3 separate regions of the Homo sapiens genome follow, and all the other regions are linked to region 1. A link is a loop called in an ENCODE intact Hi-C map of the cell type or tissue named here. Cell type or tissue: ovary. All regions are shown on one strand. Region 1 has its middle 64 kb from the start of MIR4277. Region 2 has its middle 45 kb from the start of TRIP13. Region 3 holds the start of LOC124900189.

Evidence for each region. Hi-C counts contacts between places; a loop is a spot of excess contacts. Peaks named below come from ENCODE experiments on the same cell type or tissue, not always from the same donor. Only the 100,000 strongest peaks of a DNase experiment are listed, where the experiment ranks them.
Region 2: a loop joins it to region 1, with 4 times the contacts of the local background. A loop is called at or near these places in 41 of 110 quality-filtered maps.
Region 3: it touches region 1 in a loop (4-fold over the local background); 15 of 110 quality-filtered maps call a loop at or near these places.

What each region holds. Positions count from the first base shown.
Region 1 is chr5:1,640,997-1,648,996 of GRCh38, forward strand. No RefSeq gene overlaps it. Among named protein-coding and RNA genes, the nearest start is that of MIR4277, 64 kb to the right of the region's middle. RefSeq lists enhancers at 1,214-1,766, 1,767-2,318, 2,359-3,021 and a silencer at 3,970-4,019. In ovary, CTCF peaks have their summits at 767 (motif pointing left) and 4,103 (motif pointing left); DNase peaks (open chromatin) are centred at 745 and 4,085.
Region 2 is chr5:933,839-941,838 of GRCh38, forward strand. No RefSeq gene overlaps it. Among named protein-coding and RNA genes, the nearest start is that of TRIP13, 45 kb to the left of the region's middle. In ovary, no CTCF peak of the experiment used is centred here; DNase peaks (open chromatin) are centred at 2,623 and 4,493.
Region 3 is chr5:1,180,867-1,188,866 of GRCh38, forward strand. It overlaps LOC124900189, which reads right to left and starts at 1,981. Exons shown (of 8, transcript XM_047417960.1): 1 at 1,777-1,981. RefSeq lists enhancers at 6,052-6,745, 6,746-7,438. In ovary, no CTCF peak of the experiment used is centred here; no DNase peak of the experiment used is centred here.

The DNA.
Region 1 (8,000 bases):
CTTTCTTCTGAGCGGGGATTCTCTTCCTGCCTGGAGGGAGCAGTTTGGCTACAAAGCTGCCTTTTAGAGCGAGACCCCGTCTCCCCTCCCTGCGTTCCCAGGACTTTGTGAAGAAGAGAAAGTGAGTGGCCCTTCCTTTCTCCTGGATCCCGGCTGTGGGGCTGCCCGCCGCCCTCCTCCTCCCACGCTAGGCTGCCCGCCGCCCTCCTCCTCCCACCCTAGGCTACCTGACCCATGGAGACCGGCCTGAGACAGACGCATCCCCGAACACCAGGTGCCCCGTCTTCTAGGCCATTCCAGGGACGGATGAATCAACATGGGCTTCTTATCCTAATGTTTTAATTTGGAACTCTGCTATTGATCTGATGTTTACAAAGGAACCCATGCGTGACATTAAACTGTCAAAAGAGAAGCATGCACCCTGCGAGAATTCCTGCCTGAGATACTGTCTTTTTGTGACTGTAAGTGCAGAGAGAGCCCACGCAAACCGCAGGACACCAGAGCCGCCGCCCTGCCCCTCCAAGCTGCTGGCACTCGGGCTCACCCTCTCTGGAGGAGCCATCATTCTGGCCTCAGATTCTCCTTCCAAAACATTGCAAATAGAATGTCAGGCAAAGAAAGAAAGAGCCAGGCACACATGGAGAGATGGCAGCGCGAGTGTAAGTGGTGAGAAACCCAGCGAATGAAAACATCTACATAAGAACGCAGACACAGCGCCCTCAGAGGCCGGCTGCAGAAAGGACTGGAGACACTGCAAATGAAAACGTCTACACGAGAATGCAGACACAGCGCCCTCAGATGGCTGCAGAAAGCGCTGGAGACATTGTCCATGAGAAGAAAAAGACAAGGTCAAGAACTTCAGTGGAGAAATAAAAATTACACGAAAAGGAAAGATTTGTATTTTTTTTTTCTGATTGTATTTTTCCTATTCTCCCTCCACTTTCTTTCTAGAACTCCAACTTTTCTCATTGCATTCTCTGTTTTCTCATTGCAGTCTCTATCTCTGTGCCTATTTGTAAATGCAATACAAAAATGATTGCCTGGAAAAAATACAAGCAACGTTTCAGAACTCAATAAGTGGGTTTAAAAATAGTTTAGATGTCATTGAAAAATAATGAATAACTGGAAAGTAGGTCAGAAGAAAATTCTCAGAATGAAGGATAGGAACATAAGGAGGAAAACAGAGAAGAGCAAGTGTGAGGGACTGAACTGCGTCCTCCCAGAATGCACATGTGGAAGCCTGGCTTAGTTCTGGCTGCCATAACAAAATGCCATAGACTGGGGGACTTAGAAACAACAATGCATTTCTCAGAGCTTTGAAGGCTGGGGAGTCTCAGATCAAGGTACCGGCAGATTCCGTGTGTGGTGAGGACGAGGACCGGCTTCCCTAGTTGTGTCACTGCGTCCTCACATGGCGGACGGGGGAGGGGTGCTCTGGGGCCTCTTTTATGAGCAGCCGGGCATCTTGGCCACTCTCCTGTGGAGGGTTAGGTGTGGACAAAAAGTATTTGGCAAAAAGAGTTTGAAACCAGCAATGAGACCCTCCCCAGCTCTGCCCTTTCTACCTCCCACATGAGATGCTTTTCTTTTAGTAAAAGGGAGGGGCCTGGGCCAGCCTGGCCTGCTGCTGCTCCCACACCTCCAGGACTCCTCCACAGGCAGGGTGGGGCCGCCATCAGCTCTGCCCAGCAAACTGTGGGCACAAGGGCTGGGGGTCAGGCTGGGCTGAGGCAGCTCCTATGCCTGCTCTGTGACCCAGAGACCGTAGCCCTGGGGGCTGTGGGAGGGCCACCCAGCCCGGGTTCAGCAGCGACACTCTGTGACCCAGAGACCATAGCCCTGGGGGCTGTGGGAGGGCCACCCAGCCCGGGTTCAGCAGCGACATGAGTGACACACAGACCCTTTGCTTTGAGCCAGTGGGAGGTGGGTGTTACTGCAGCGCAGTCCCGGCCTTGGTGATGCCACCAGCATGTGCGGCACTCACCTGCACTGCAGGACCACCCCCTCTGTAGGACCACCTGCCTCCTCGCCCCACACACGAGCCCTTGGGGGCACCTCTTGGCCCTTGTGCCTGTGTGGAGCTTGATGCCTATTTGAATAAATTATTAGAAAAATTATTAGGTGAGGCCGGGCACAGTGGCTCACGCCTGTAATCCCAGCACCTTGGGGGCCTGAGATGGGCAGATCACGAGGTCAGGAGATTGAGACTCATCCTGGCTAACACGGTGAAACCCCGTCTCTACTAAAAATACAAAAAAATTAGCCGGGCATGGTGGCAGGTGCCTGTAGTCCCAGCTACTCAGGAGACTGAGGCAGGAGAATGGCGTGAACCTGGGAGGCGGAGGTTGCAGTGAGCCGAGATTGCGCCACTGCACTCCAGCCTAGGCAACAGAGCAAGACTCCACCTCAAAAAAAAAAAAATTATTAGATGAAAGGAGCCAGACATGAAAGCAACCACGTGTCCTGTGATGGTGTTCATATGAAATGCTGGGAATAAGCTGCTCTATGGAGGCAGAAAGCAGACTGGGGGCAGCCGGAGGCTGCGGAGAGAGGGAGCTGGGAGTGAATCCAGGGCTCCTTTTCAGGGTGATAGAAATGTTTTGCAATGAGATTCTAGTAATGCCAATATACTAACAACTACACCTCTTTCAGATGCTGCAGGTGGACAGGTGACAGGTGGGGATGCAGTCCCTGCCCCTGACACTCCCATTGAGAGGGCACAACCCTCTGTGCTTTGGCTGGGGGCATCATGGCTGCAGATGCTCCTGCCCCGGCAGAGCTGTTTCTTCCCAGACTCCCATGTGGCCCTGAGTCACCGGGGATCAGAATGAGCATGAGAATGTGGATTCGCGGGGCCCAGGTAGGGTTTTTTCACAAGTGCCCGGGAGCAAGGCTGAAGCTGGTAGCTCAGAAACTGGAGCTGGCTGTCAGCATCAAAACACTGCTCAGTGACAGGGGCTGTATGGTCTGGGGCAGTCCAAGAAAATCATCCAAGAGTGGAGGAAAAACTGTTCTGAAGCCTTCCGGCCTCCAGTGAAATTCCTTGGATGGGAAACCCTGGGGAGGGAGGGTCCCCATTCCCCCATCCCAAAGGGGCCCCTTTGGGCCACTCACCCCGACAAGGGACAGTTTCCCTGGGGACGTCCTCGGACCCGCCCTGGGTACTCAGATATTAAGAAGATGTTCTGATATTCAGTGATTTTCAGAGTACTGGTGTTAAAGTTACACATATATATGCAAAAATAAGAAAATAAACGAATTCCTATTCCTCCATCTAGAGAACACTACCCGTTTTACCTTTTTTGGTGTTTCTAAATAAAATCTTCAAACGAGATCGTGCTGTTCCTGCTATGTAGTTACTTTTAATTCTCTCAGTGATGTCTTAGAGCACCTACCTTCCTGTTTAAACGAGCGCCTGACGCTGCGTTCACGGGCAGTTTTACAACGGGATGCCGCAAATGCATTTCAAGGCATAAAACAGAGCTCCACCGCACCCCGCAGGCAGGTGGATCTGATTTTCCTCTGCTGCAGAGTTTGCTGAAAGCGAGCTCCCCCGCACCCCGCAGGCAGGTGGATCTGATTTTCCTCTGCTGCAGAGTTTGCTGAAAGCGAGCTCCCCCGCACCCCGCAGGCAGGTGGATCTGATTTTCCTCTGCTGCAGAGTTTGCTGAAACCGAGCTCCCCCGCACCCCGCAGGCAGGTGGATCTGATTTTCCTCTGCTGCAGAGTTTGCTGAAACCGAGCTCCCCCGCACCCCGCAGGCAGGTGGATCTGATTTTCCTCTGCTGCAGAGTTTGCTGAAACCGAGCTCCCCCGCACCCCGCAGGCAGGTGGATCTGATTTTCCTCTCCTGCAGAGTTTGCTGAAACCGAGCTCCCCCGCACCCCGCAGGCAGGTGGATCTGATTTTCCTCTGCTGCAGAGTTTGCTGAAAGCGAGCTCCCCCGCACCCCGCAGGCAGGTGGATCTGATTTTCCTCTGCTGCAGAGTTTGCTGGGGGCTAAGGGTGAGAACCGCGGGAACGAACTAACGCGCTGCAGTGTCGGGAAACACGGCCCACAGCGCCACCGTGTGGTCTCCGCGTCCCCAGTTCGGAGCCGCAGCTTACGCGCTGCTGGCCCTGAGCCTGTTCCCTTCCTGCAGTCCCCAGGAGCTGACGCTATTCGGTTTGTTTTTAAACACTCCAGCTGAGCAAGCGTCTTCTCAGGACGTCCTGCGTGCTGCCCACACTCTCTTGTGGATGGTCCCCCGGGTCCGGCGGAATCCCGCCTGGGAAGGCTTCCCCGAAGCCTTCCTCCATCCTGGGCAGTGGCGGGGCTTGCAGGAGGCCTCAGAGCTCTGTCGGGGCCGGACGGACCGCTGTCGTCGCCAGTGCAGGGACAGAAGGGAGGACCCCTTGGAGGGCGGTGGAGACCAGAGTCGTGAGCGGCCCTGTGGAAAGCTGGCGAAGGGGCAGACATCCAACTCGCCAGCAGGAAGCCGCGCCCAGCACGGTCATGCTCAGCCTCAGTGATCCTGGCGGGAAAGACCGAGACAGAAATTCTTCGCACACCCACCAGGCCTCCGGATCCAGCCAGCACCGGGGCTAGCGGACCCAGGCCGTCTACACCTGGGCTTTCCTTCCCAGCTTCCCCGCTCTCAAATTCAGTTGAAAGTGGGTTTGTAAGAATTGTATACCTAGAAAACCCCATCGTCTCAGCCCAAAATCTCCTTAAGCTGATAAACAACTTCAGCAAAGTCTCAGGATACAAAATCAATGTGCAAAAATCACAAGCATTCTTATACACCAATAACAGACAAACAGAGAGCCAAACCATGAGTGAACTCCCATTCACAATTGCTTCAAAGAGAATAAAATGCCTAGGAATCCAACTTACAAGGGATGTGAAGGACCTCTTCGAGGAGAACTACAAACCACTGCTCAACGAAATAAAAGAGGATACAAAGAAATGGAAGAACATTCCATGCTCATGGGTAGGAAGAATCAATATCGTGAAAATGACCATACTGCCCAAGGTAATTTATAGATTCAATGCCATCCCTATCAAGCTACCAATGACTTTCTTCACAGAATTGGAAAAAACTACTTTAAAGTTCATATGCAACCTAAAAAGAGCGCACATTGCCAAGACAATCCTAAGCCAAAAGAACAAAGCTGGAGGCATCACACTACCTGACTTCAAACTATACTACAAGGCTACAGTAACCAAAACAGCATGGTACTGGTACCAAAACAGAAATATAGACCAATGGAACAGAATAGAGGCCTCAGAAATAATACCACACATCTACAACCATCTGATCTTTGACAAACCTGACAAAAACAAGCAATGGGGAAAGGATTCCCTATTTAACAAATGGTGCTGGGAAAACTGGCTAGCCATATGTAGAAAGCTGAAACTGGATCCCTTCTTACACCTTATACAAAAATTAATTCAAGATGGATTAAAGACTTAAATGTTAGACCTAAAACCATAAAAACCCTAGAAGAAAACCTAGGCAATACCATTCAGGACATAGGCATGGGTAAGGACTTCATGTCTAAAACACCAAAAGCAATGGCAGCAAAAGCCAAAATTGACAAATGGGATCTAATTAAACTAAAGAGCTTCTGCACAGCAAAAGAAACTACCATCAGAGTGAACAGGCAACCTACAGAATGGGAGAAAATTTTTGCAATCTCATCTGACAAAGGACTAATATCCAGAATCTACAAAGGACTCAAACAAATTTACAAGACAAAAACAACCCCATCAAAAAGTGGGCAAAGGATATGAACAGACATTTCTCAAAAGAAGACATTTATGCAGCCAACAGACACGTGAAAAAATGCTCTTCATCACTGGCCATCAGAGAAATGCAAATCAAAACCACAATGAGATACCATCTCACACCAGTTAGAATGGCGATCATTAAAAAGTCAGGAAACAACAGGTGCTGGAGAGGATGTGGAGAAATAGGAACACTTTGACACTGTTGGTGGGACTGTAAACTAGTTCAACCATTGTGGAAGTCAGTGTGGCGATTCCTCAGGGATCTAGAACTGGAAATACCATTTGACCCCACCATCCCATGACTGGGTATATACCCAAAGGACTATAAATCATGCTGCTATAAAGACACATGCACACGTATGTGTATTGCAGCACTACTCACAATAGCAAAGACTTGGAACCAATCCAAATGTCCATCAATGATAGACTGGATTAAGAAAATGTGGCACATATACACCATGGAATACTATGCAGCCATAAAAAATGATGAGTTTATGTCCTTTGTAGGGACATGGATGAAGCTGGAAACCATCATTCTCAGCAAACTATCGCAAGGACAAAAACCCAAACACTGCATGTTCTCACTCACAGGTGGGAATTGAACAATGAGAACACTTGGACACAGGAAGGGGAGCATCACACACCAGGGCCTGTTGTGGGGTGGGGGGAGAGGGGAGGGATAGCATTAGGAGATATACCTAATGTAAATGACGAGTTAATGGGTGCAGCACACCAACATGGCACATGTATACCTATGTAACAAACCTGCACGTTGTGCACATGTACCCTAGAACTTAAAGTATAGTAATAATAATGATAATAAAAATCATGTTTACAAGCAAAAGCCACCCTCCAACCTTCTGTCATAGGCGTTTTAATCGTGTGAGGTTTCTAGCCCACGGGCGCCTCTCTCCAGCCCATGGCTCTCTGAGGCAGAAGCAGCCTTCCACTTTCCAAGGTAATGGCACCACCACCCTGCTTGGTGCCCACCAGCATCTCCCTGTCACTCGAAAGACAGTGTCCAAACCCCTGCCTGTTACCCCAGGCCCTGTGGGTCTATCCCGGCAGCTCACCAGCTGTGGCCTCCTCAGACAGCCTCCTTTCCCCCAAATCCCAGCCTCAGTCCCTCGGATGCTTCCAGGTGGGAAGGCTCTGGCAGGCTCCAGGAGGAGCAGATAGAACTTGGGTGATCAGCCACCGGGCGTGGTGGCTCATGCCTGTAATCTCAGCACTGTGGGAATCCGAGGCGAGCAGATCACTTGAGATCAGGAGTTTGAGACCAGCCTGGCCGACATGGCGAACCCTGTCTCTACCAAAAATACAAAAAAAAAAAAAAAAAAAAAATTAGCTGGGCGTGGTGGCCTGCACCTGTAATCCCAGCTACTTGGGAGGCTGAGGCATGAGAATCACTTGAACCCAGCAGGCAGAGGTTGCAGTGAACTGGGATTGCACCACTGCACTCCAGCCTGGGTGACAGACTGAGACTGTCTCAAAAATAAAAGGTGATCAGGAAGTTCTTGTTTTTGCTTTTTGTTTTTCCCCCTGTGGAATCCTTTGCTCTGCAAAACAGGTGAGCGTTTCTTTGGTGGGGCGCTCAGCTCCCCCACCCCCCCCAGAACTGCTGATCCCACCCTCATGTCTGCATTCTTGAGGTGGTCCTGAGACGTGGCTTTGAAAAACACTGCTTGGGCTGGGTGCAGTGGCTCATGCCTGTAATCCCAGCACTTTGGGAGGCCAAGGTGGGAGGACTACCTGAGGTCAGGAGTTCAAGACCAGGCTGGTCAACATGGTGGAACCCTGTCTCTACTAAAAATACAAAAATTAGCTGGGCGTTGTGGTGCATGCCTGTAATCCCAGCTACTTGGGAGGCTGAGGCAGGAGTATCGCTTGAACCCAGGAGGCAAAGGTTGCAGTGAGCCAGGATTACACCACTGCACTCCAGCCTGGGCAACAGAGTGAGACTCCATCTCAAAAAAAAAGGAAAGAAAAAGAGAAACACTGCTTGAAACAAGAAAGGAACACAAAGATTAAAAGCTTAGAATTTTCCATAAACCTTTTGGCCACTTATATGTCTTCTGTTGAGAAATGATCTTTTGTCTACTTTCTATGGGATTATTTATTTATCTATTTTTTTCTGTTGTTTGATTTCCTTGTGTATTCTGGATATTGGCCCCAAAAAGCAAGCGAAAAAATGCTCAACATCATGAATCATTGGGGAAATGCACAT
Region 2 (8,000 bases), 710 kb before region 1:
AAAATAGTTACTTCCAAGATATAATGGGGGTATAGGCATTGGGTAAATGCTTCCATTCCAAATGGAAGAAATTGGGCAAAAGAAAGGGGCTACAGGCCCCATGCGAGTCCAAAACTCAGCAGGGCAGGCATTAAACCATAAAGCTCCAAAGTGATCTCCTTTGACTCTGTGTCCCACATCCAGGCCACACTGACACAAGGAGTGGGCTCCCATGGCCTTGGGCAGCTCTGCCTCTGTGGCTCTGCAGGGTACAGCCACCATGGCAACTTTCATGGGCTGGTGTTGAGTGCCTGTGACTTTTCCAGGTGCATGGTGCAAGCTGTCAGTGGATCTACCATTCTGAGATCTGCAAGACAGTGGCCCTCCTCTGACAGCTCCACTAGGCAGTGCTGCAGTGAGGACTCTGTGTGGGGGCTCCAACCCCACATTTCTCCTCTGCACTGCCCTAGTAGAGGTTCTCCATGAGGACTCTGCAGGCAGACTTCTGCCTGGACATCTAGGCATTTCCATATATCTTCTGAAATCTAGGCAGAGGTTCCCAAACCTCAGCTCTTGACTTCTGTGCACCTGCAGGCCCCACACCATGTGGAAGTCACCAATGCTTGGGCCTTGCACCCTCTGAAGCCATGGCCCAAGTTGTACCTTGGCCCCTTTTAGCCACAGCTGGAGCTGAAGCAACTAAGATGCAGAATGCCATATTCTGATGCTGTACAGAACAGCTGGGCCCTGGGCCTGGCCCATGAAACCATTTTTCCCTCCTAGGCCTCTGGGCCTGTGTGGAAGGGGCTTCCATGAAGGTCTCTGACATGCCCTGGATACATTTCCCTCATTGTCTTGGCTATTTGGCTCATCTTTACAAGCAAATTTCTGCAGCAAGCTTGAATTTCTCCCCAGAAAATGGGTTTTCTTTTCTACCACATGGCTGCGCTGCAGATTTTCCAAATTTTTATGCTCTGCTTCCCTTTTAAATATAAATTCCAGCTTTATATAATCTCTTTGTTCACGCATATGAGCATACACTTTTAGAAACAGCCAGGTTGGCCGGGTGCAGTGGCTCATGCCTGTAATCCTAGCACTTTGGGAGGCCATGGCAGGTGGATTGCCTGAGCTCAGGAGTTCAAAACCAGCCTGGACAACACGTGAAACCCTGTCTCTACTAAAAATACAAAAAAAAAAAAAATTAGCTGGGTGTGGCGATGTGTGCCTGTAGTCCCAGCTACTCTGGAGGCTAAGGCAGGAAAATTGCCTGAACCCAGAAAGTGGAGGTTGCAGTGAGCTGAGATCGCTCCACTGCACTCCAGCCTGGGTGACAGCAAGAATCTGTCTCCAAAAATAAATAAATAAATAAAAATAATAAAACAAAGAAACGGCCAGGTCACATGGTTACATGTTGAACACTTTGCTGCTTAGGTATATTTTCCACCAGATACTCTAAATCATCTCTCTCAAGTTGAAGTTCCACAGGTCTCTAGGGCAGGGGCAAAATGCCACCAGTCTCTTTGCTAAAGCATAGCAAGAGTCACCTTTACTCCAGTTCCCAATAAGTTCCTAATCTTCATCTGAGACCACCTCAGCCTGGACTTCATTGTCAATATCACTATCGGCATTTTGGTTGAAACCATTCAACAAGTCTAGGAAGTTCCAAACTTTCCCACATCATCCTATTTCTTCTGAGTCCTCCAAACTGTTTCAACCTCTTCCCATGACCCAATTCCAAAGTTGTTTCCACATTTTCAGGTATCTTTGTAGTAATGCCCCACTTTCCTGGTACCAATTTTCTGTATTCATCCATTCTCACACTGCTATAAAGAACTACCTGAGACTGGGTAATTTATGAAGAAAAGAGGTTTAATTCACTCAGTTTCACAGGCTTAACAGGAAGCATGGGTAGGAAGCCTCAGGAAACTTACAATCATGGCAGAAGGGGAAGCAAGGTACATCTTGTGGTGGAGCAGGAGAGAGAGAGCGAAGGGGGAAGTGCTGCACACACTTAAACCGTCAGATCTCGTGAGATCTCACTATGATGAGAACAGCAAGGGAAGTTGGCCCCTTGGATTCAATCACCTCCCACCAGGCCCCTCCTCCAACTTGACATGAGATTTAGGGGTGACACAAATCCAAACCATATCACTAATCTTCCCTTGTGGCGAGATGAGCAGCTCAGTGTTTGCACAGCCTGAGGAATGAGTGAATTGCTGCAACTTAAACTTCCAGCAGGCAGATGACAAGCTGTCCATTCGACACAGTCAAAGGCTTGGTCTTACGCTGCGTGTGTGACTACAAGCAGACCCTCTCTCGCCTGCGTGAGGAAGTGGAGTTGATACCTATTACATGGCTCAACACTTTAGTCATCGGGTCCTCAGGAAGTTGGAAGCCTCTAAGCCCAGAGGCAGCCTGGACCCTTCCTCACAGATGCTTGGTGCTGGCAGTCCCACACTGTCCCCCACGGTGGCAAGCGGTGGTGTTTCTGGAATGTTCCACTTCACCCTCGTTCCTGTGTGTTCTCCTGCCCATGGTCTGTTGTCACGAGGCCTGTGCCCTGACGCTGGATCTGCCTGTCTCCGGCCGCTGCTGGGTCCTGCTCTGCACCTTCATGAGAAGCCATCTAGGAAAGTTTCTTCTTGTTTCTCCCGACTGGGGTTCATTCCCATGGGACTGGGGAACTGGGACTTTGCCCCGCTTTAAAGTTCTCCCTCTGGCTTCCTCCGTGGGCTATAGCCCTGACCCCACCCCAGCACGGAGAGAGCCAGTCGGCATCCTGGCTGCCCACTCAAGCTGGTGCCGTCACAGGGAGAGGCTGGGTTGGGAATCATGACGTCTTTGGATAGAGAGCTTTGCTTTTCACCTTCATGCCAGTTGTTTTCATGAAATCCACAGAAACTTCCTTTAGAAGAAGTCTTACCTAGAAGCCCACCCTGTAAATGAAGTGAAACAGAATTCTCTGGTGAGAGGAAGGTGGAATCTGGGACCCCACAGGTGGTTCTGTGGCCCCCTAGAGACCCCCTTCTGTGGTGGCTCCAGAATGTGGCCCCATGTGGTGTGTTGGTGGCTTCCCATGACATGTGTGCCTGTGCCCCCCACGCCATGTCCTCTTCTTGGTGCATCTGCAGCCCCCTCATGTCTGAGGCCTCCTCAGTGCTCTCTTTCTGGGCCCCTATCCCCATAGCCTCCACCTCCTGTGGCATGTCTGTGGTCCTCTCCTTGGTGCACCCATGGAGAGGTGCACCTCTGTCGTATACTGAAACACATCCGGGCTCTGCAGAGTTCAGCAGGCCACGCTTCTACTTCAGGCTGCCTTTCAGGAAGAAAAGTTTCTTCCCCAGCTTGGGGATTGTGATGGGAAAAACAAGATACCGGGGAGGGGTGATAAAAGAGGAGTGTGGTGGGAACTTGTTCTAGGAAAAACATTCAGTGGCGGACTTCCTGGAGAGGCTTGGACCTGAGCTCTTGGGAAGCTTTGCAATCTCTCCCATCGTGCTGAAGGGGAAACAGAGGCCGTGTAGGTTGCTGGGGCCAGTGGGCCTGTGCCTTGATCCGCCCGGAGCAGGCTGGAGGATTCAGTGTCTTGGTCGCCATGATCCCAGACACCATGCTAGGTGACATAGAGCCTCTGGCAAAACAAAGGGGACAGACTGGCTCCTTCCTCAAGAGGGAGTGTGTTGCTTCAGTAAAGCCACCCTGAGCTTTAAGGCAGAGTTTTAGGGTAAGAGTTCAGGCAGCTGAAAGCCATCAAGTCAGCGGGGCTGAGATCCTCCCAAACTGGGGCAAGGACCAGGGCTTGGATGTCAGAAGTAAAGTCAGAGGCCGTCTGGGCCAAGGGGACCCCTGAGCACACACTATAAGCATGGCGGGCGGTGGCAGGACTGCACCTGGGCACTGAGTGTCCACCACCTGACACCCCTGGGGAGCAGGGGCTGGCATCCCAGGGCTGCACCGCGACCCAAGGAGAGGCTCCTTGACCAACAGTTGCAGGTTGCAGCTCCCAGGTGTGGAGCACACTTGAAGATTCTCACTCTGGTGACCCAAAGCAGGATCAGCTGTGGATGCTTGTGTTTTGTTTCGCTTAAAGTTTCCCTTTTGTGGCTGGGCGCAGTGGCTCACGCCTGTAATCCCAGCACTTTGGGAAGCAGAAGTGGGTGGATCACCTGAGGTCAGGAGTTCGAGCACAGCTGGCCAATGTGGAGAAACCCTGTCTCTACTAAAAATACAAAAATTAGCTGGTCCTGGTGGCGCACACCTGTAATTCCAGCTACTCAGGAGGCTAAGGCAGGAGAATTGCTTAACACCGGGAGGCAGAGTTTGCAATGAGCTGACAGGGTGCCACTGCACTCCACCTGGGTGACAGAGCAAGACTCCGTCTCAAAAAAAAAAAAAAGGTTCCTTTTTGTCCCATGTCCATGTTCTCGGCATGCCGGGACCACTGCCTGTCCGTGGAGGTGTCTGGCCCAGCAGGGTCACTGCTGAGCAAGCAGAGAGGTGGGCCCATGTTCCGGGCTGGGCTGGGAACGTATCCCTGACTCCAGGCCCAGGACTCAGGACCCACAACCTCCAGGACAGACCTCAGCCCAGTGGCCCTGGCTTTGGGGTCAGGGCTGAGGCTGGTGGCAGCCCACCCACCCCTGGTGTGGCACTCATACCACCTCCTCTGGACCGGGCCTCTCGTCAGGAGAGGAAGGCTCAGGGGGAAGGCAGGGACAGAGGATGGAGGTGGGTGGCCAGAGCTCCACGTTCTTGTGAGAAGACCGAATGCCAGACCAAAGCTGGAGCAAGACTGAAGAGGACCAGGCAGGGAGAAGGGAGGCCAGGTCGCCTCTGCCGTGGTCTACCCCTGCTGCGTCTCCTGGGCTCAATCTCCTGTTTTGAGTTCTTAACTTAGATGCTTTGCTCACTAAGCTCTCTTCTTTTCCAGGTGAGTGTTTAACACATTTCTCTCAGAGCCATTCCTGCTGCCTCCCACATGCCCAAGAGTGGGGGAGTCTATCATTCAATTCCAGAAACTTCTCATTTCCACTATGGTCACTTTGATCCAGGAGTTATTTTGAATGTATTTTACGATTTCAGAAAGCATTTCAAATGGTTATTTTTGCAATTCATTTTCACACTTTTCCTCTCTCTCCTCTACCTCTCCCCTCTTGGATCTCTAGGAATGCATAGATTTTTAGAAATTCAATATTTTATACTCCATTATCTTCATTTTTTTTCTGTTGCCCAAATTGTTCTGAATTTGGTCCATGGGAGCAATATAGAGATATGAAATTTGTCTCTTTACCATATTTCAGGGATTGTTTATGTTTTTCTAAAATAAAAAGTAAACTTTTTTGAAGTATAATATACATAGCAAAAAAAGTGTACATCTCCCAAGTTTACAACTTGTTTAATTTTCACGAAGTTAACCACACTTGTAGTAACCAGACCCAAAATAGAACATGACTGGCCCCCTACAAGCCCCTGCCCCAGTCTTCCTACCGGTCACCATCTGTCTCAGTCAGCATGGGCTGCCATAACAAAATACACCTGGGGGACTTCTAGACAGCAGAAATTATTTTCTCCTGCTTCTGGAGGCTGGAAGTCCCAGATCTATGTCTGCTAGGGTTGGGTTCTGGTGAGGACCCTCTTCCTGCCTCACAGGTCTTTCCTCAGCGGCACGCGGAGGGCGTGGAGAGGCAGAGAGTTCTTCCTCTTCTTATAAGACCACCAGTTTTATAGGGTTAAGGCCACTCTATGACCTCATTTGACAGTTACCTCCCAAAAGCCCTGTCTCTGAAGACAGTCACATTTTGGGTTAGGGAGTCAGCACACATAGTTTGGAGGGCCCAGCCCACTCCATGGTCCTGTTCCACCCCACAATGAGGGTAGCGCCCCTCTGACTTCTGACGCTGTCCATGGGTGTGGCCTGCTTGGGGCTGTCTGTAAACAGGGTCGTGCAAAAACCTTCCTTTGCTCCTTTGTAAGATCCAGCCATGGTTTTGCATGTAAGTGGGTTCCGTTCATTCTCAAAGCTGCTGTGGTGTGAATATGTGGCTATTCATCCATTCTGCCGTTGATGGACATTTGGACTATTTAAGTATGGGGCAATTAGGAGTCATCCTATGAATGTTTTTACACAGTTTTTTGGTGAATAAAGGTTTTTACCGGGATATACCTAAAGAACGGAGTTGTTGGGTCATAGAATATGCATACATTTAACATGAGAAGACTACTGAGCTGCTTCTAAAATCCTACTCTAACATTCATTATAATATATATATAACTTGAGCATTCTGAGGTTTTAAAAAAGTATATTTTAATTCCCTCCCTTGTTTATTTCCAATCAATTCATCTTGAGTTATATGCTGTTAATGTCCAGTATTTTAGTTCTATTTTCTTTTCTTTAATTTCCAATAATATGTTTAATTTCTATTGTTTTGTACAGCTAATGTTGTTTGTTTGTTTTTGAGATGGAGTCGTACTCTGTTGCCCAGGCTGGAGTGCAGTGGCATGGTCTCAGCTCACTGCAACCTCCGCCTCCTGGGTTCAAGCAATTCTCCTGCCTCAGCCTCCCAGAGTAGCTGGGATTACAGATGCCTGTCACCACGCCCAGCTAATTTTTGTATTTTTAGTAGAGACGGGGTTTCACCATGTTGGCCAGGCTGGTCTTGAACTCCTGACCTCGTGATCCGCCTGCCTCAGCTTTCCAAAGTGCTGGTATTACAAGCATGAGCCACTGTGCCCGGCTGTACAGCTAATGTTTAATGACATTGACTATGTGTGGGTTTTTTTTTCTCTCTCTCTTTTTTTTTTAAAAGTTCTGGGCTACATGTGCAGGATGGGCAGGTTTGTTACAGAGGCAAACGTGTGCCATGGTGGTTTGCTGAACCTTTCAACCCATCACCTAGGTATTAAGACCAGTATGCGTTAGCTCTTTTCCCCAGTGCTCTCCCCACCCACCCTCCCCAGACAGGCCCCAGTAAATGTTGTTGCCCTCCCTGTGTCCATGTGTTCTCATTGTTCAGCTCCCATTTATAAGTGAGAACATGTGGTGTTTGGATTTCTGTTCCTGTGTTAGTTTGTTGAGGATGATGGCTTCCAACTCCATCCATGTCCCTGCAAAGGACGTGATCTCATTCCTTTTTATGGCTGCATAGTATTCCATGGTGTATATGTACCACATTTTCTTTATCCAGTCTATCATTGATGGGCATTTGGGTTGATTCCATGTCTTTGCTATTGTGAATAGTGCTGCAATGAATATACAAGTGCATGTATCTTTATAATAGAACGATTTATATTCCTTTGGGTATATACCCAGAAATGGGATTGCTGGGTCAAATGGTATTTCCAGTTCTAAATCTTTGAGGAATAGCCACATCATCTTCCAAATGGTTGAACTAATTTACATTCCCACCAACAGTGTAAAAGCATTCCTATCTCTCCACAGCCTCACCGGCATCTGTTTCTTGACCTTTTAATAATCACCACTCTGCTGTGAGATGGTATCTCATTGTGGCTTTGATTTTCACTTCTCTAATGATTAGTGATGTTGAGCTTCTTTTCATATGTTTCTTGGCCACATGTATGTCTCTTTTTGAGAAGTGTCTATTCGTATCCTTTGCCCACTTTTTAATGGGGTTGTTTGTTTCTTGTAAATTTGCTTAAGTTCCTTGTAGATTCTGGATATTAGACCTTTGTCAGATGGATAGATTGCAAAAATTTTCTCCCATTCTGTAGATTGTCTGTTTGCTCTGAAGATAGTTTCGTTTGCTGTGCAGAGCTCTTTAGTTTAATTAGATCCCATTTGTCAATTTTTGCTTCTGTTGCAATTGCTTTTGACAATTTCATCATAAAGTCTTTGTCCGTGCCTATGTCCTTAATGGTATTGCCTAGATTTTCTTCTAGGCTTTTTATAATTTTGGGTTTTACATGTAAGTCTTTAATCCATCTCGAGTTAATTTTTGTATAAGGTGTAAGGAAGGGATCCAGTTTCAATTTTCTGCATATGACTAGCCAGTTCTCCCAGTTTC
Region 3 (8,000 bases), 460 kb before region 1:
CCCGAGAGCCGTCGTTCTCCAGGCTCTAGGTACCAGACCTCCATCTGTGACTCCCCCAGGCGCCCACACTTTCCTGGCTCTCCTCCGCCCCCGACCCCATCTGCTGGGGCCCTGGCAGCCCTTCCACGTCTGCTCCTCCTTCCTCCTCCCCACAGAAGCCCTAGGGATGGTCCCAAAGCCAGGCCGAGTGTGTGACACCGTCTCCAGCTCCCACGTGCTCAGGGTCGGGGCGGGCTCAGCGGGGTGTCTGGCTGCTGCCTCTCACCCCTTCCCTCCTTCGGAAACACGGCACTGGGCCTGACATCCACCATACGGGACAGTGGCTGGGCTTCTCTGGCCAGACCGAGGGGCCGCCCCTGCTGGCACTACGGGAGGTCACCCTGCAACACCCCGGATGCAGGGAGGATGCCCCCAAAGGAGCCCCCTTCTCCTTCTGAGGCTTCTGAGGAGCCCGGGGCTCAGCGCAGCTATAACCCCTTAGAATCCCCCGCTCCTCGGAGCCCCTGCCACCTCCCCGGGCTTTTCCCAAACACTGCCTGCTCATGGTGGGCTCTGGGACCTTCTGGAAAAGAGGTAGCCCTTGTCTTTTCAGTGCTTCAGAGGCCGTGCTAGTTCTTTGCCAACACACGGGCAGGAAGAGTTGAGTGGCGTCCAAGGGCCGGAAAAGCCGAGCCCCTCCCCAGTCCTGGCCTTGAAGGCTGCTCTGTTCCTGAGCTGGGCACAGAAGCTGCAGTGACTCAGGGTCCACCGTGGGGTCGGGCCTCACCCTGGGCCCAGGTGAGCCAGAAGGGACAGCGCTTTGAGGGCTGACCTCACGCAGGTCCCCGGGCCAGGGAGAGGCCGCACCTGCGCCTGGGTGGTGGAGGGGAAGGGAGGAGGGGCTGCTCCCACTCTGAGCAGGCTCTGGAGGAGGATCAGGACAGGCCCTAAGGCGCTGTTTCTCCCCCACCCCATGGCCTTGGGAGAGGGTCTGCCCCACTCCCTCTTCTCTCCCATGACCTCTGACCCTCAGCCCCTCCTTCCTTTGGGCCATGCTGGCTAGTAGGCTCCTCCCATGTCCACAGCGGTGGCTCCGCGCTGCCCCTTGGACTTCCCCGAAGTGACCCTGACCCCTGGACCTTGGCCACCCCTCCCAGGCCACACCCCGACCTGGTCCCTCCAAGTGTCCACCAAACCCTGGAAGGGAAACACTGCACGCCTGTGCCCTGGGGGCCGGGGTCTGCCCAGAATGCCTTCTCTTCCTTGCTCCTTTCACTAAATGTTCTTTTCTTTTCTTTTTATTTATTTATTTATTTATTTTTGAGACAGAGTCTCGCTGTGTCGCCAGGCTGGAGTGCAGTGGCGCAATCTCAGCTCACTGCAACCTCCGCCTCCTGGGTCCAAGTGATTCTCCTGCCTCAGCCTCCCTAAGAGGAGCTGGGACTACAGGCGTGCGCCACCACATGCAGCTAGCTTTTGTGTCTTTAGTAGAGACGGGGTTTCACCATGTTGGCCAGGATGGTCTCGATCTCTTGACCTTGTGATCCACCCGCCTCAGCCCCCGAAAGTGCTGGGATTACAGGTGTGAGCCACTGCGCCTGGCCTGAATGTTCTTTTCAGGACCACTCAGGCCTCCAGCCCCAGGCGCCCAAGAGGTTTACCTGTTTCCCACCCAGGAGCCCCCACCCTGCGTGTCCTCTGACAGCTGTGGGGACCTCACTTCAAACGGGCTTCAAGGGAGGCCCCAGCACTGTGTCTTACCTCAGGCTGAGGTCTTACCTCAGCCTCAGGTCTTACCTCAGCCTCCCTCCCGGCCCGTCCATCTCAGGTCCCCTCAGCGCCCCCGGCAGATGTGCCTGAGAACCTTGCTGAAGGGGTGCCAGGGTCGGGGACTCCGGGACTCACAGCCAGAAGAACTCTCCCTGCACCCCGCTGCCCCGAGGAAGGGCGTCCAAGCCCTGCCTCTCCCAAGGCCCACCTCTCAGGGGCAGCGGATCGGAATGGGGCACCCACCCGGGGAGGCCCTGTGCTCCCGATTAGATTATCAACACCACACAGTTCACCTTTGCTCGGCTGCGCTGCTGTTGGTTGAGGAAAAGCAAAGAGGAGTTACATTTTAACATTTGTGATAGCGCAGCTAGCAGCTCGCAGCTCCTGCAGACAGCTGCTGGGGGGAGGGTGCCCAGGGAGTCCACGCTGGCTCCAATAAACCCGGCTCCCAGAGACGTGTGTCCTGTCGCCAGGCCTGCTCGCCCCAGAGAGGCTGTGGGGCACAGTGAGAAACGTCTCCGGCGTGATTGCTATTGGTGAACTGTGAGTTTCGTTCACCTGCTAAAAATGTTCCCCCAAACAATGTTTCCTTGGAAGCACTTCCATTTCAAAATACAGCTGCAAAGTGCCTTGCTTGGCCCGTGAAGGTCAATGAGCCCGCAGAAGGGGCAGAGACAAAAGGGTTTTTAATAACGCTCCTTGCTGTCAGCAGCAGCACAGGCTCTGTAGACAAGTCAGGCTTTGTTCCCGGCAGTCCGCTGTCATTACATGGGGCAGCTCCATAAAGATACCAAGGCCAGCTCTGAGGCCAGGGTGCAGACTCCAGATGCACAGATGCTGGGCCGGGGATGCCCCTCACCTGGACAGGAGGACAAAATCCCCAGGAGCCCTGGACGGGGGTGGGGCAGGAATGGGGTAAACCACATGCAGCATCCAGCACCCGGCACCCGGCACCCAGAACCCAGCACCCGGCACTGTGCTCAGTAAGGCCTGGAGGACACCAGGGCCGGCCCCAGGGAAGAGGGGGAGAGCAGGTGGCTCCGTGGTCAGGGCTGGGCAGAGGCAGGAAGGGGCAGGGCCAGCGGCCTTTGGGTAACAGCGAAGCTCCTCCTTGCTTGGTTTTCAAGCTCTGAGACCCCTCAGGGGCTGCTGCAGGGGGTGAGGGAGGGGCAAGAAGGGGCATGAGGGGGAAATAGGAGACGTAAGGGGAGCTCACTTCTCCCCCAACCCTTTCCAGGGCAGCAGACCCCCTCTGGCCAGCGGTGTGTGCTCCACCTCCACCTAAGGCTTCCAGTCTGGGCTGCTAAATGGGGAGCCCCTGTCCCCACCCCGGGCGCAGCCCCAGGCTCCCGATAGGCTGGCAAGGCTGGAGAGCCATGGGCAGGCCCAGCCAGGGCCACCAAGGGTTCTGCACATCAGGGCGTGGAGATGATGAAGGGCTGGGTGCACACGGCCCTGGGGTGGGGCAGGAGGAGCACCCAGGGTCTGGGGGAAGGGGCCTGGATGGGTGGGACACGGGCATCCTAGCCGTGGGCAGAAACCTGGAGGCCCCAGAGAGCAGACTCACCTGGGGACGAGAGCTGCCTGAGTACCCCGCACGGGTGCAGGTGCTAGGCAGGCAGAGCTCCTGGAATGTTCCACAGAGGCGGACCCCGCTCTGCCCAGGTTCTCTTTGCAGGTGCTCAACAGGGTCACAGGTGCTTCTTGGAAAACCACAGGCCACTGAGAAGACACCTCCCCAGTTGACGGTTAATCACAAACCATTGGTTAGAAACCATTTTACAGGATTCTAGAGGTGCTTGGAGAAGGAGCTCAGGGATAACCCAGGTGCTGCGGGGTCGGGTCAGGCTGTGGCCTTGGACGCCCCTTCTGTCCCATCCACAAACTCAACTTGGCGCCTCTTGGGGCTGAGACTGGCACCCGAGCCTCCCCTGCAGTGGAGGCCCCTGTACGCCCTGGGGTCAGGTGGACGGAGGTGAGGACCACTCCCCCTCACCGGGACCCACGGACACTGTGCCCACATCCCAGGACCTTTCTTCTGGGCCATGGAGGCCAGGGGTGGCTGAGCTGCTAGTCTGAGGACCTGGGTTCATTTACTGACCAGGCCCCTAGCGGATGCTTGGGCCCCCAGCTGGAAGATGGGGCTGGTCCTGCCTGGGGAGGCTCCTCTGGGAGAGGCCATTGGGAGGGCTTTATCCTGGATGGGGCTGGGAGGTGAGCAGGGCCATTGGACTGGGCTGGGTTGTGGGAAGGAGACCTGGGGTCTGGTGCCCCTTGGCCTCCACCCTGAGTGGTCTCTTTGTCCCCAGGACTCAGTTTCCTCATCTGTAGAATGAGGGCTGACCCAGCCCACCCTTTGTCACCCGGTACCTGGAGTGCCTGGAGGGTCTGTGGAAGGAGCTCCTCCCCCAACTCCCAGAGGGAGTATTGGCACATACATGTGATACGTGTGTGCATATGCACACATGTCAGGATGGAGTTGGCACATATGTGTGATATGTGTGTGCATCTGCACACATGTGATGGAGCTGGCACATGTGTAACACGCTTGTGCATCTTTACACATCTGCACACATGTCAGGATGGAACTGGCACATATGTGTAACATGTGTGTGCACCTGCACACGTGTCATGATGAACTTTACACATGTGTGATGTGTGTGCATCTGCACACGTGTCGTGATGGAGCTGGCACATGTGTAACATGCTTGTGCATCTTTACACATCTGCACACATCAGGATGGAGCTGGCACATATGTGTAATATGCGTGTGCATCTGCACAAGTGTCAGAATGGAACTGGCACATATGTGTGATATGCGTGTACATATGCACACATGCGTCAGGATGGAAAATGCTGAATTGGCTGTTTCTCGCCCCCATGGATGGTGAAATGAGGACACTTCTCCTCTCCGTGTTTGTTCTGCATTTTCCAAATATGTTACAAAACTGTATTTTATAATCACAAAAGTTACAAAAACACACATTTACACTATGGTTATTTCTCTGACAATAACTACAATAACTAGGGGTGTCCCTTCACTTTTCCCAGCTGTGCACCATAGAGCAGAAGGGTTCCATGGATGGGACCAGGGCTTCCGTGCAGGACTCTGGCCCCCAGGCCTCCAGGCCACAAGCTTCAAGCTGGCTGCTTCCAGGCCCAGGGCTTCTGGCCGGGCAGCCTCCCTGGATGTCGTCCACTCAGGGCAGCCAGGGCCCCATCTGACACACTCTGTGGAGAGGAGGTCACAGCCCCTCTCTGTGCTTCCGCTGCCACCCGCTGATCTCAGCTGTTATCTTGACACAGAGGAAAGTCAAACTGCAGCCTGTCCCAGCTTATCTCTGGGTTATTTCCGCAAAGATCCACGTTTGGGTAAGCACTGGCTCTCCTGATAACCTAGCAGTAAACACAGCCAGGAATGTGATGCCCATAGGAGAGGCACAGTGCCAGTGCAAGGCCAGCGTCCCCTGGCTGGCAGGTGCCCAGAGCGCCACACGCACAGGTGTCCTGGGAATTCCCACCCAGGGACCAGAGCATCTGGGGCACGGCCCCTCCTGGGAATGCAGTGGCCCCAGCATGGAGCACCCATGAGTGCCGTGGGTGCCAGGGACAGGACCATGGGGACTGGCCCCCTCTCTCCCCTTCTGTCCTTTCTCTTCTCCTCTTCCCTCCTTCTCTGTCTCTATCTCTCTCTGCCTCTCTGTCTCTGTTTCTCTCTGCCTCTCTGTGTCCCTGTCTCTCTGTCTCTGTTTCTCTCTGCCTCTCTGTCTGTCTCCCTGTCTCTCTGCCTCTGTGTCTTGCTGTCTGTCTCCCCTGCCCCCCGGCCTCCTGCCCTGGTGGGTGGACACTCTGCTTCCCCTTCCCTGGAAAGCAAAGGTAGAGACAAGGGCAGGGGTGAAGGTGACCAGGAGGAATGTCGGAGGTGGAGCTGACCCTGCGGATTTAGCTCCAGGCCTTGGGGAGGTGGGAGGCCTCAGGGTCTCGTGACTTAGGAAGCTGCTGCTCAATAACTTGGGCCTTACAAACTCGGCTCCTCCATGAAAACAAACCACCCCGTTCAGAACAAAGGTTACTGATCCGTGATCACGAGGCCCCCCATGGCTGCCCTCTTGGCTGCTGCCCAATGCCGGGTGCTGAGGGATGTGAGAGGCACCACCAATGAGCCATCAGCATCCCTGGCACCTTTCTCTGGCTGGGCATGGGGGGCGTCCATGCTTTCAGGATGTCTCTGCCCTGTCCTGGTGGCTGCCCCAGGATGTGGGCACCCCCACCCCCTCCTGCTTTTCTCTCCTGGGCCCAGCCCGGCCTCACACTCATCTTGCTGCACCTGGAAGTTTCCAGAAGGGATGGAATCAGGGCCTTGGGCCTCCTCAGGAGAGACCTGTACTTCGCTGTGATAGCTCCAGCCACACCTCAGGTTTGACCGCCATGCTCCAGCTGGCAGCTCCTCCAGGGCAGATGCAGGAGCCCTGTGGCCCCGCTGGGGTGACGTGGGCCTTGGGGATGAGCCTCCACTGATAATTCTCAGGCAGGGATGGGTGGGAGGGCTGTGGAGTCCAGGACGCAGCAGGTCCAGTCCTTGTTGGGGCGCTTGACCCTGTGCTGGGGACGGCAGCCCCGCCTTGGCTGGCTGTGAGCAGATGGTGGGGGTGGCACAGGAGGACCAAGCCTGGCTTCCTGCTGCTTCCATCTCCTGAAAAGGCTCAGAGGCTATGAAAGGGCGGTGCCTCCGAGGTGGGCCCCCTCCCCACCACCCTACCCAATGGGAGGTCATTCTTCCTCCCTGCAGGGGAGCGAGGACCTGAGCGATGATTCCCACGTGTGTGTCTCCTGAGGGCTTGGTCCCTGTGAGATGCCCCAGGGCCCCGAAAAGCCAAGGCCAGGGCACGCTGGGACCCCTGCTGGCCTGGTGGCTTCCAAATGCTGCCCTTCAGTGAGGGCCCGGCTGAGCAGCCAGGTCATTACCAGTCTGCTGTGCCTGAGAAGTCCTCTGCAGACCTGAGGGTCCACCCACCACACTGGGCTGAAGGCACAGCCGGAGGCCTCTGTTGCTCAGCACTGAGAGGTCCTGGCTGGGAGCTGAGGCCTCTGCCAGCAGGCTGGGTGGGGGCTGGGGGTGGCACAGTGGCTGGGAGGAGGCGGCCGTCCCCCAGGAGAGAAAGAAGCCAGAAAGCATGTCCAAATGCAGTGCTGGGCCTGTGTGGGGCTGGGGCGGCTGCGGCCGGTCCTCGGTGTGCCTGGCCCCTGGCCGTCCATCCTGGCCACGTGGGTACCTCTGACCATGCTTTCAGGCTCTCCTCCTCAAGCCTTGAGGGTGCTGTGCCTCCTTGTCCCCTTGAAGGAGCAGGTGCTTGGATGTTGGAATGGCTTTGGCCGGCAGACTGTGGGCAGGGGTGGCCCATACTGGGTCCCCAGCTCTCCCCCGCCAGCTTCAGCAGCTGTGGACTCTGCAGGTGCTCTGGAGGTGCAGCTGCCTGGAGGATCCCTGGCCCATAGAACATTGTCATGGACAGTTGGGGGATGTTTGTTCCTGCAGCGTAGCCTCTCTTGTGCCGGCTAAAATGTCGTCTCTTCCAGATGATTTGAAAGATGGGGCATCTTATGTGGGAAACATCTAAAGCTGAAAGCCTGCCCCATTTCAATAAAATCCGAGAGGCAAAAACACGAAATTGATTAAGGGTCAAATCCCCTTTACAAAGGATTCCGGAAGCTCTTTGGTATATTTCAGCTGTATGTTGTTAAGCTTATGAAATTAGTGAAGGTTTTAAATAAATAATATTACCTACTGTGAGTGAAAGTTCAGTGAGTAGAAGATCCGTAATTCCTGCTGGCGGAAGCATAACTCAGCTTTTTATGGAGAATTTTGTGATGTACGTGTCTACCTGGAAGATAAGGGCAGCCTGTGGCCTTATAATTCCCATCACAGCAATCCACCCCAAGGACACCGTTGGAAATGTGGATTAAGTCATATGGGCAAGGAACATAGATTATAAAACTCTAAGTCTATTTGTGGTGAACTGAAGCCAGTGTTGTAAAAATTATGCATGATGGACAGATTGGGATTATTCCAGGATGGTAAAATTGGTTTAATATTTAACAATCAAACCGTGGGCCAGGTGCGGTGGCTTGTGCCTGTAATCCCAGCCCTTTGGGAGACCAAGGCGGGTGGATCACCTGAAGTTAGGATTTCGAGACCAGCCTGGCCAACATGGTGAAACCCTGTCTCTACTAACAATACAAAAATTAGCCGG